Linked DNA regions of Homo sapiens: region 2 is linked to region 1. Evidence: read pairs that join two places in POLR2A ChIA-PET (ENCODE). Cell type or tissue: MCF 10A. All regions are shown on one strand. Each heading gives the region's core, and the rest is flanking DNA. Links, peaks and the distances in the headings are about the cores only.

What was found. Peaks named below come from ENCODE experiments on the same cell type or tissue, not always from the same donor. Only the 100,000 strongest peaks of a DNase experiment are listed, where the experiment ranks them.
Region 2: POLR2A ChIA-PET joins it to region 1 with 6 read pairs; 8 of 35 experiments call an interaction of 5 or more read pairs at or near these places.

What each region holds. Positions count from the first base shown.
Region 1 is chr2:231,699,536-231,704,908 of GRCh38, reverse strand. No RefSeq gene overlaps it. Among named protein-coding and RNA genes, the nearest start is that of PTMA, 6.3 kb to the left of the region's middle. In MCF 10A, for the core only: no CTCF peak of the experiment used is centred there; a DNase peak (open chromatin) is centred at 2,828.
Region 2 is chr2:231,484,021-231,489,393 of GRCh38, reverse strand. LOC107985998 (a long non-coding RNA gene) reads left to right here and starts at 4,844. Exons shown (of 2, transcript XR_001739927.3): 1 at 4,844-5,373. In MCF 10A, for the core only: no CTCF peak of the experiment used is centred there; no DNase peak of the experiment used is centred there.

The sequences.
Region 1 (5,373 bases), core at 68-5,067:
CAGACGGGGTTTCACCATATTGTCCAGGCTGGTCTCAAACTCCTGACCTCATGATCCGCCCACCTCGGCCTCCCAAAGTGCTGGGATGACAGGCGTGAGCCACCGTGCCAGGCTTTTTTTTTTTTGAGACGAAGTTTCACTCTGTTGCCCAGGCTGGGGTGCATTGGCATGATCTTGGCTCACTGCAACCTCCGCCTCGTGGGTTCAAGTGATTCTCCTGCCTCCCTCAGCCTCCTGAGAAGCCAGGATTACAGGTACCTGCTACCATGCCCAGCTAATTTTTGTATTTTTAGTAGAGACGGGGTTTCACCATGTTGGCCAGGGTGGTCTCAAACTCCTGACCTCAAGTGATCCGCCCGCCTCAGCCTCCCAAAGTGCTGGGATTACAGGCATGAGCCACCACACCGGCCCTCTTTTGCTGTTTCTGAACAGACTATTCTTCCTGTCCTCTGTCACTTCCACTCATTGATACATCTCATGCCCTTTGTTATTACAGAGGAAGTCAGGCACTTTGGTGACCTTGCCCTTCAAACCCCCCAAGACAAGCTGGTGTGCCCTGGTAAGCCTGCTTTCCTGACCCCAGCCTGAGATACAGTGGGCTTCGGCTAGAGCTGCTGTGAGCAAGGGACCCAATATGTCCTCCAGGCATGTTTTGTTTTGTTTTGAGATGGGGTCTTGCTATGTTGCCCAAGCTGAACTCCAACTCCTGAGCTCAAGCTATCCTCGCACCTCAGCCTCCTGAGTAGCTGGGACAACAGATGCTTGCTACTGTGCCTGGCTTGTTTTGGGGGAATTTTCACAGGGACACCTCTGGGTGGTCTACACACTGTCCACATGGCCCACAGGCCTCTCCCCGCCCAGCCTGAGTAACACATTGATTTCATCTGCCTGGCCCTGTGGGCACTTCAGTTTGCAACTAAGCCTGCTCCTAAAGCCATTTACAACATATTTCTAATTGGTTATCTCACAAATCTGCTTGATCCCCAAAAGATCAGGCAGAATGAATTTTTAAGCTGCCTGGGTTCAAATGGCAGCCCTGACATACACTAGCTTTGTGAATTGGGCAAGTTACTTTCTCTCCTCTAAGAAACAGAGAGGACGGCCAGGTGTGGTGGCTCACACCTCTATCCCCAGCACTTTGGGAGGCCTAAGCAGGAGGATTGCTTGAGCTCCGGAGTTGGAGACCAGTCTCGGCAACATGACGAAACATCGACTCTAAAAATTTTTTAAAAATTAGCCGGGCATGGTGGCATGTGCCTGTAGTCCCAGCTACTCAGAAGGCTGAGGTGAGTGGATTGTTTGAGTCCAGGAGGTTGAGGCTGCAGTGAGCCATGATGGTGTCACTGTACTCCAGCCTGGGCAACACAGCAAGACTCTGTCTTAAAAAATAAAAAATAGGCCAGGCGCTGTGGCTCACGCCTGTAATCCCAGCACTTTGGGAGGCTGAGGCGGGCGGATCACGAGATCAGGAGTTCAAGACCAGCCTGGCCAACATAGTAAAACCCCATCTCTACTAAAAATACAAAAAATTAGCTGGGTATGGTGGTGCACGCCTATAATCCAGCTATTCTGGAAGCTGAGGCAGGAGAATCACTTGAACCCAGGAGGTGGAGGTTGCAGAGCCAAGATTGCTCCATTGCACTCCAGCCTGGGCAACAGAGCAAGACTCCGTCTCGAGAAAAATAAAAAATAATAATAAATTTAAAAATAAGCTGGGTGTGATGGCTCACACCTGTAATCCCCGCACTTTGGGAGGCCAAGGCGGGCAATCACCTGAGGTCAGGAGTTCGAGACCACCCTGGCCAATGTGGTGAAACCCCGTCTCTACTAAAAATACAAAAATTAGCTGGGCGCGGTGGTGGGCACCTGTAATCCCAGCTACTCGGGAGGCTGAGGCAGGAGAATCGCTTGAACTCGGCAGGCGGAGGTTGCAGTGAGCCAAGATGGCACCACTGCACTCCAGCCTGGGTGACAAGAGTGAAACTTCTTCTCAAAAAATAAAAAATAAAAATAAAAATTAAAAATAAAAAAGAGAGGCCGGGCATGGTGGCTCACGCCTATAATCTCAGCACTTTGGGAGGCCGAGGCAGACTGATCACGAGGTCAGGAGTTAGAGAACAGCATGGCCAACATAGTGAAACCCCATCTCTACTAAAAATACAAAAATTAGCCAGGCATGGTGGCGCGTGCCTGTAGTCCCAGCTACTCAGGAGGCTGAGGCAGGAGAATCACTTGAACCCGGGAGGTGGAGGTTGTAGTGAGTTGATATAGCGCCACTGCACTCCAGCTTGGACAACAGAGTGAGACTTCATATTAAAAAAATAATAAAAACAAATAAAAAAGAGAAGACAATAATAGTTCCTACTTTGCAGGATTATTGTGAGAATTGAATAAGTTAATATTCAGAAAGTGCTTAAAATAGTGTCCGACACATTTGGGAAACCACTGCACCCCATTTTCCAGCTGCTATCTGTACCTAAGTGGGTTGGCTTTACAGAGCTTGTAGGACTCTGGACAAAGGAACAATGTCTTCAGCAAGTTCTTTCCGTATTCAGTGGGAAATGAGGGCACTGGCCTCTCTAGTTTCTGGAAGCCTGTGATTTGGTGCCCGACATGCTTGGCAGCCCCTCTGGCCTCAAAGGCATGACAGAGTCTGGGAGGCAGGTGGAGTGGAGCAGGTCTCAAAAAATCCCGCCTTCCAGCCCTTCAGAAACCCAGGAGTTTCAGACTGTGGTTTCCTTATCCAGGCATAAGGGCCTGGGGAGCTGCCAGGAGCCTTTCTACCCTCCCGCCTTGCGAGCCTGGCTGGGATTGTGTAAGAGCCCCCAACGCCTGCTCCCTCAGCACGCCCAGGCCTGCCCATTCTCCTGGGGAGCTGTGCCAGAGACCTGGCTCCTGGTACTCACACAGGTCTGGCCACCCTGGGAGGTTCCTACAGGGAGAGGGTGGGAAATGTCTCTTAATGTTCCAGGCCTGTCCCCAAACCGATGCCAAGGCCTGTGGGGCCCGGGCATGAGCATAGGTAAGGAGGCTGGGAGAGGTGAGTGTGCAGTGTGCACAGACGCCACTGCCCCCGGACAGCAAAAGGCCATCGTGCCAGTCCTTGACTCCCTGTACACATGCTCCTTCAGATCCCTCCAGGAATCCTCTGCCTGCCTGTGTCACTTCCTGGCTCTCTTCCCTGGATCCCTCCGTGTGTGTGCACCTATTTGCATAGCTCGAGTTCCGTGGGTGTTTTGCTGAAGTTCCGGTTACAGTTCGTGAGTGGGTGGGCCCAGCAGCACGGCAGCAGGGAAAGGTGCTAGTTGGGGGAGCACATGAGCAGGCACACACCTGGGCACCCTACCTGTGAATGCCCACAAGAGCATTGCACCCGAGGAAAGGTTGGACACCACTATGTGACTTCCTGCTGCGCGGCCCCACATGGGAGCCCGAAGACCAGGAGGCCCAAGTAGGCCCTGAGGAGCGTCTGTGTGCCCGTGCCAAGCAGGAGGCCAAGCCCTGATAATCGTGAGGGTGAGGAGGGCAGGCTCTGCGACATCCTGACACTTACTCTTTCCCCTTCTCTGTTAATTTTTTTTTTTTTAAGAAGGAGTTTCACCCTTGTTGCCCAGGCTGGAGTGCAATGGGGCAAACCAAACTCAGCTCACCGCAACCTCTGCCTCCTGGGTTCAAGCAATTCTCCTGCCTCAGCCTCCTGAGTAGCTGAGATTGCAGGCATGCGTCACCATGCCTGGCTAATTTTGTATTTGTAGTAGAGACAGGGTTTCCCCATCTCAGTCAGGCTGGTCGTGAACTCCCGACCTCAGGTGATCCACCTGCCTTGGCCTCCCAAAGTGCTGGGATTACAGGCGTGTGAGCCACCGTGTCCAGCTCTTTTTTTTTTTTTTTAGACAGGGTCCCACTATGTCACTGAGGCTGGAGTGCAGCAGCACGATCTCAGCTCACTGCATCTTCTCTGTTCATCTTAAACAGGTCTTTTCTACCTTCCCTTCTCTGGCAGAGAATCTCCCCACCTTGTTTGGGGAGAAAGGTGTAAGGAGCAGAGGGCAGAGGCGAGGGGAGGACACACCACCAACTCGGACTGGCTCACCCTCCTCCTACCACAGGGAGCTACGGACGACGGGTGACCGACAGTCCCTGTTTGACTGAGGGATTCCCAGGATGCAGGACTCTCAGTGCCACAACTAGAAAAACTCCTGGGCAAACTGGGACATGTTGCTCATACTAGTTCACTAGTTCACTCCTTATCACATACTGGGAACATTTCTTTTCTTTTTTCTTTTTTTTTTTTTTTTTGAGACAGGGTCTCTCTCTGCTGCCCAGGCTGGAGTGTAGTGGCGGCGCAATCTCTGCTCACTGCAGCCTCAACCTCTTGGGCTCACGTGATCTTCCCACGTCAGCCTCCAAGTAGCTGGAACTACAGGTGCGCACCACCACACCCAGCTAATTTTTTAATTTTTCATAGAAACCGGGTTTCCCTATGTTATGCAGGCTGGTCTCGCACTCCTGCCCTTAAGTGATCTTCCTGCCTCAGCCTCCCAGAGTGCTGGATTACAGGCGTGAGCCACTGTGCCCGGCCAAAGAATGACATTTCTCAAGAAATCTGTAACCACCACCAAGACCATGAGTCCCTGTGGCCCTCCATCCAAAACCAGCCTCCCACTGAGATCCATCTCTCTTTGCCACAAGAATCCAGGGTGACAGAGCTACAAGGACACCGGGAGCATTTGGATTTCACATTGCAGAGTCGGGGGATTGAAGGGCTTAGGTAGATCACAGAGCGAGCTGGTGCCCAGGATCAGGACCCCTCGGGAGGGCTCTCAGCTGCCTCCAAGGTAAGGTTCGCTAATGAGGTCCAGAGCATGGAGATCCGTTCCTTTCTAGCTCCCGGCAGAGCAAGCGTCTCTAGAAGGGGAAGAGATTTCTCAGGCTCCTTTCAGAAACATTCTTTCCTCCAAGACATTTTCTGAGAATCTCACAGGAGGAATCTCACTTGAACAATTCTATAGGAAAACCTCAAAATAGGATGCAGCATCACCCAGAAGTGAAGCCTCATCAGGGAGGGGAAGGCAAGGTGGGCGCCTTTCCAGGAAAGCTCGAGTCCCATGCACATGTGAAGTCCGAGGGGAAAGCTGCCAGTCAGCACCTGGACCGAGAGCTTCCCAAGCTGTCCTCAGCCTCAGTGAGTTCTCCCGAGCCTGGCAAGTTGTGGCCCGACCTTGAATTGTGGTCATTTACGGCCCCTTCCAGCATCTTTCTCCTGGTTATGCCATCCTCTTGCTGTTAGATGCTGTAACAGTGTTATCTCACTGGGCACGGTGGCTCATGCCTGTAATCCCAGCACTTTGGGAGCCTGAGGAGGGTGGATCA
Region 2 (5,373 bases), core at 144-5,143, 220 kb after region 1:
CATGCCTATAATCCCAGCACTTTGGGAGGCCAAGGCGGGTGGATTACCTGAGGTCAGGAGTTCGAGACCAGCCTGGCCAACATGCAGAAACCCCATCTTTACTAAAAACACAAAATTAGCCGGGCATGGTGGCGCATGCCTGCAATCCCAGCTACTCGGGAGGCTGAGGTAAGAGAATCACTTGAATCTGGGAGGTGGAGGTTGTGGTGAGCTGAGATCGTGCCATTGCACTCCAGCCTGGGCAACAAGAGCGAAACTCTCTCAAGAAAAAAAAAAGTCTGTAAGCGTTCCTTCACCCGTGAAAATGTGAATGGGACTCCTCACTCTCAGTTGCTTGCACTATTCTTAGGTTCTTTTCCCCTCAATAACATCTCCAGCTCTCTGATTTCTCTTTCTCCCAAGTCTGTCAGTCCCCTTCAAAATCTCCTTTCGGATGCATCCTGTCCCACATGGACCAACTTACCACTCTTGCCAATATCCCTAAATCTCTGGTCTTCCCAGCCCCTCTGTCACCTGCTCCATAGAAATTTCTATCCTGAGTCAATTAATACATGTCCCATGCTCCTCCCCTATTTTGGGGTGCTAGCAGAAATCCTACCTCGGGCTGGTTGGTTTCATTCTAAGCTTGTGGCTCCAGTCTCATCTGGGCCAGCAGTGCTCCCCTACAAGCTTTTATTTCCTTTGTCCTCCTGTTCTTCCCTGGAGTCAGAGCCACCATCTCATTTTTATTAGGTAACTTCATCTCCTGATAAAAGCCATTTGAGAGAAATCTCCCCACCACCTTCCTGCTCCCGCATACTCACCCTACATGCTTGCCTGCTCTGACGTCTCCAGCATCCTACCTCCTGTCCTCAGTGGCCTTCCTCCCAGCCGTGGCAGCTCCCTCTCCCTACGCTCCACTCTCCATCCCCTGCCTTCAAGGGCTCAAGGACTTCCCTCTATCCGCTGTCTGCTTTCTCTCTGTCTTTTTAGAAATTTTGTTTCTACTGGCTTTTGTAACAATATGCCCACATCTCTGGCACACTCCCTTTACATGTCTATTTTAAAAAATGTATAAAATTGACACTACTCAAAATTCAATAGGTACAAGTGGAAGTCTCCCACTCATCCTCTAGCTACCCAGCTCCTTTGTATAGAAGGAGCCAATATTATTGGCTTCTTCTTGTCTTCCACTGTTCAAGACAAGGAATTATGTATTCTTTTCCTACCGATTTTGTTTTGTTTTGTTTTGAGACAGAGTCTTGCTCTGTCACCCAGGTTGGAGTGCAGTGGTGCAATCTCCGCTTGCTGCAACCTCCGCCTCCCGGGTTCAAGCAAGTGTCCTCCCTCAGCCTCCCAAGTAGCTGGGGCTACAGGTGCGTGCCACCACGCCCGGCTAATTTTTTGTATTTTTAGTAGAGACGGGGTTTCACCATGTTAGCCAGGATGGTCTCGATCTCCTGACCTCGTGATCCGCCTGGCCCAGCCTCCCAAAATGCTGGGATTACAGGCGTGAGCCACCACGCCTGGCTTCCTACCGATTTTTGACACATAGCAACAAGCTATAACACATTTTCCTATACCTTGCCTTTTTGTCGTTGAAAGTATTTTGGAGATCATTTCATATCTGTAATGAACAGCTGCTCCCTTTGTTTTTATAGCTGTAGTGCTCCATTGCATGGAGGTACAAGAATGTCCTTAACCAGTTTATTAGGTTAACTCTACCTGCTATAGTGGATGGACCCCAGTTCTTAGCAGTGCAACACAGTTAAGTGTTTGTTTCTCACTCATGCTACATTCAGAGTGGGGTATTCCTGGGCAGGTGGCCTTCTGTGTGGTCATCTGGGGACCCAGGCTTCCTCTGTTTTGTTCCTCTGTCCTGTTCTGGGTCATTGGAAAGATCTTCATTCAGCAAGTAGATAGGAGAGAACAAGGAGGATCCAGTGGGAGCACTTGGTGCAGGCCAGGCCTAGATATGTTTTCACCACTCATGGTCCTGTGCCACACCTCTAGTCCCAAGGAGGCTGGGCAGGTGCTGCAGCTACACATCAGGAAGAAGAGGGAATGGGTTGGCTGAGCAGCTAGCCTGTCTCTACTGCCCTTGGCTCCTGTTGAGGCTGCCATGTTCTCAAGAGAATCCAGAACCAAGCCTCTCCCTAAGCGTGTGCCCCCTTCCAATCCTGCCCTCTCCTTCTGTTCACAGCCAAAGGTCTTGGAATAGTCCCCCAATTCCCTGACTGCTGTTCTTCATCTACAACTCCTCTGTGCACCTGTGACACCTGTTACGTCTCCTCAGCCCCCCATCAAAACTCTTTTCTCAAGGACACCAGGGACATCTGCAGCAAAGGCTTCTAGAAAGATGGTTTTTAGATCTGATCTTAATCTCGGCAACATCTGACACCGCCACCCTTTCCTCGCCCTTGAAGTCTCCTTCTTCTCATTTCCCTCCTCTCTGAAGGCTTCGCAGGCTGTCCCCTCCCTCTACTGTCCACTCCATGCTGATGTTCCTCTGATGACTTTCCCCACAGCTTGTCAGAGGCTTTGCCTTTTGGCTCCACAAGATGTTGAAAGCTCAGCTTGTACTTTCCTTGCCATAGCCCTGGAAATATTCGTTTCTTCCAGAGTCTTGGTGCCTTTTATTGAGAACAGCATTCAAAACCAAGATCTGGCCAGGCACAGTGGCTCATGCCTGTAATCCCAGTACTTTGATAGGCCGAGGCAGGTGTATCACCTGAGGTCAGGAGTTTGAGACCAGCCTGGCCAACATGGCGAAACCCTGTCTCTACTAAAAATACAAAAATTAGCTGGGCGTGGTGGTGGGCACCTGTAATCCCAGCTACTCAGGAGCCTGAGTCAAGAGAATTGTTTGAACCCAGGGGGTGGAGGTTGCAGTGAGCCGAGATTGGGCCACTTCACTCCAGCCTGGGTGAAAGAGCGAAATTCCATCTCAAACAAAACCAAACCAAACCAAACAACAACAACAACAAAAAAAACAAGATCTGGGTGTTGGGTGAGTTCAGTGGTATTGGGTGTTAGTACTTTTAGGCCCTTCCAGTGGATAGAGTTAGGAAATACATGTCCACACATGTGCATCTCTAAAGCTCTTTCTATATCTGTATGTATTTTAAAAACCAGGAGTTCACAGTGATGTCTCCAATGCCAGTCCAACACCATAATGTTCATTCTAGCCTACTCTTCTTATTAATTTTTTAGAGACATGGTCTCACTATGTTGTTCAGGCTGGACTGCAGTGGTGCGATCATAGCTCACTGTGGCCTTGAATTCCTGGGCTCAAGTGATCCTCTGCCTCAGCCTCCCAAGTAGCTGGGACTACAGGTGTGCACCACCACACCTGGCTAAATTTTTTATGTTTTATCTTTTTTGTAGCGATAGGGGTCTTGCTATGTTGCCCTAGCTGGTCTTGGACTCCTGACCTCAAGCAGTTCTTCTGCCACAGCTTCTCAAAGGGCTGGGATTACAGGCATGAGCCACTGCATCCATCCCCTTTCCTTATTTTTAGCCATTTTCCTGATGGTGAGAAATCTGGCTCTTGCTAGCTGCAGTATATATACTTGCTCAGTGCCAGAATCCACATCAAGTAGTTCATGGATTTCTAACTCACACCTCTGTGAAAAAGAAAGATGTGAGTTAGATGTGAGATGTGTGCTCCTCTACCAACGGCAAAATATTGTGCAGTTTTTCTCCCCTTTAGTCATAGAGCATATAGTCAAAACACTGTTTCTAAAGCTACATAGGTCACTGCTCCCCTAGGATGCCCGAGTGCACGTTATTCATTTGTAAAACAGCAAGTTCACTTGTTTCTGTTCGTATTCCATTTTGGGCCATCTCTACCACCCTTCTCCAATTCCTTGTTGATTTAAATTTTTTTTTCTATGAAACACAAATAGTTCTATAAGTCAGAATTATACAAAGATGTACCGTTGACTCTTGAACAATGCAGGAGTTAGAGGTGCCAACCCCCTGTGTAGTTGAAAATCCACATATAACTTTTGATTCCCCAAAAACATAAGTACTGATAGGCTGCTGTTGACTGGGAACCTTACCAATAACAGGAACAGTTGATTAACACATATTTTGTATGTTATATGTATTACATACTGTATCTTACAATACAGAAAATGTTATTAAGAAAGGCCGGGCACAGTGGCTCATGCCTGTAATCCCAACACTTTGCGAGGCTGAGGTGGGCAGATCACCTGAGGTCAGGAGTTCAAGACCAGCCTGGGCAACATGGCGAAACCCTGTTTCTACTAACAATACAAAGAAAAAAAAAATTAGCCAGCCATGGTGGTGGGTGCCTGTAGTCCCAGCTACTCAGGAGTCTGAGGCAGAGAGAATTGCTTGAACCCAGGAGGTGGAAGTTGCAGTGAGCCAAGATCATGCCACTGCACTCCAGCCTGGGCAACAGAGCAGACTCCATCTCAAAAAAAAAAAAAGAAAATCATAAGAAAAAATTTACTATTCATTACGTGTAAGTGAATTATTATAAAGGTTTTCATCCTCATCTTCACATTGAGTAGGCTGAGGAAGAGGAGGAGGAGGGGTTGATCATGCTGCCTCAGGGGTGGTCAAGGCACAGACATGGACCCACAGTTCAAACCTGTGTTGTTCAAGGGTGAGTTGGACTCAGAGAAGTGTTACCTCTCCTGTCCCTTCTCCCCTCTCCCACCTTTCACAAGAGGGAATCCCAAGTAGCTGGGATTACAGGTGCGTGCCACCATGCCCGGATAATTTTTTTTTTTTTTTTTTGTATTTTTAGTAGAGATGAGGTTTCGCCATGTTGGCCAGGCTGGTCTGGAACTCCTGACCTCAGGTGATCCACCCGCCTCGGCCTCCCAAAGTGCTGGGATTACAGGCGTAAGCCACCGCGCCTAGCCATGATTCTGTTATTTCTAAGGGCAGGGGAAATCGTAAACATTTTGATAATCAATTTTAATACAAGGATAGAGGCTATAAAATCTAGGCAGAAAAGCATCCCTCTCTTACGGAAGGTCTTTCATATGGTCTGTATATCAAGAATCCCCACAGATACCCTGCAAAGTCGATCCTATTCTTCCATTTTACAGATGAGGGAAGCCTGAGCCTCAAAGAGGTGAGGTAACTTCCCAGGGTCGCACAGCTGGGAAGTCGCAGAGCAGGCGCAGACCACCTGATTGCTCTTGCCCCACCCCCCACCCCCACGTGCTTTTGAGTCCACACTGCAGCCGCCTCTGCTCCACCACCTTCTGTCACCCACAGCGCCCCCACGCTGGGTCCGCGGGCCCCCACGTCCAGACCGCAGGAAGGGACACTGGGAGGGCGGGAACCTGCGCACCCGCTGAAAAGACACAGCCTGGGAAACCGCACCCCAGAGGCAGCCTCCGCGGCCAGCCC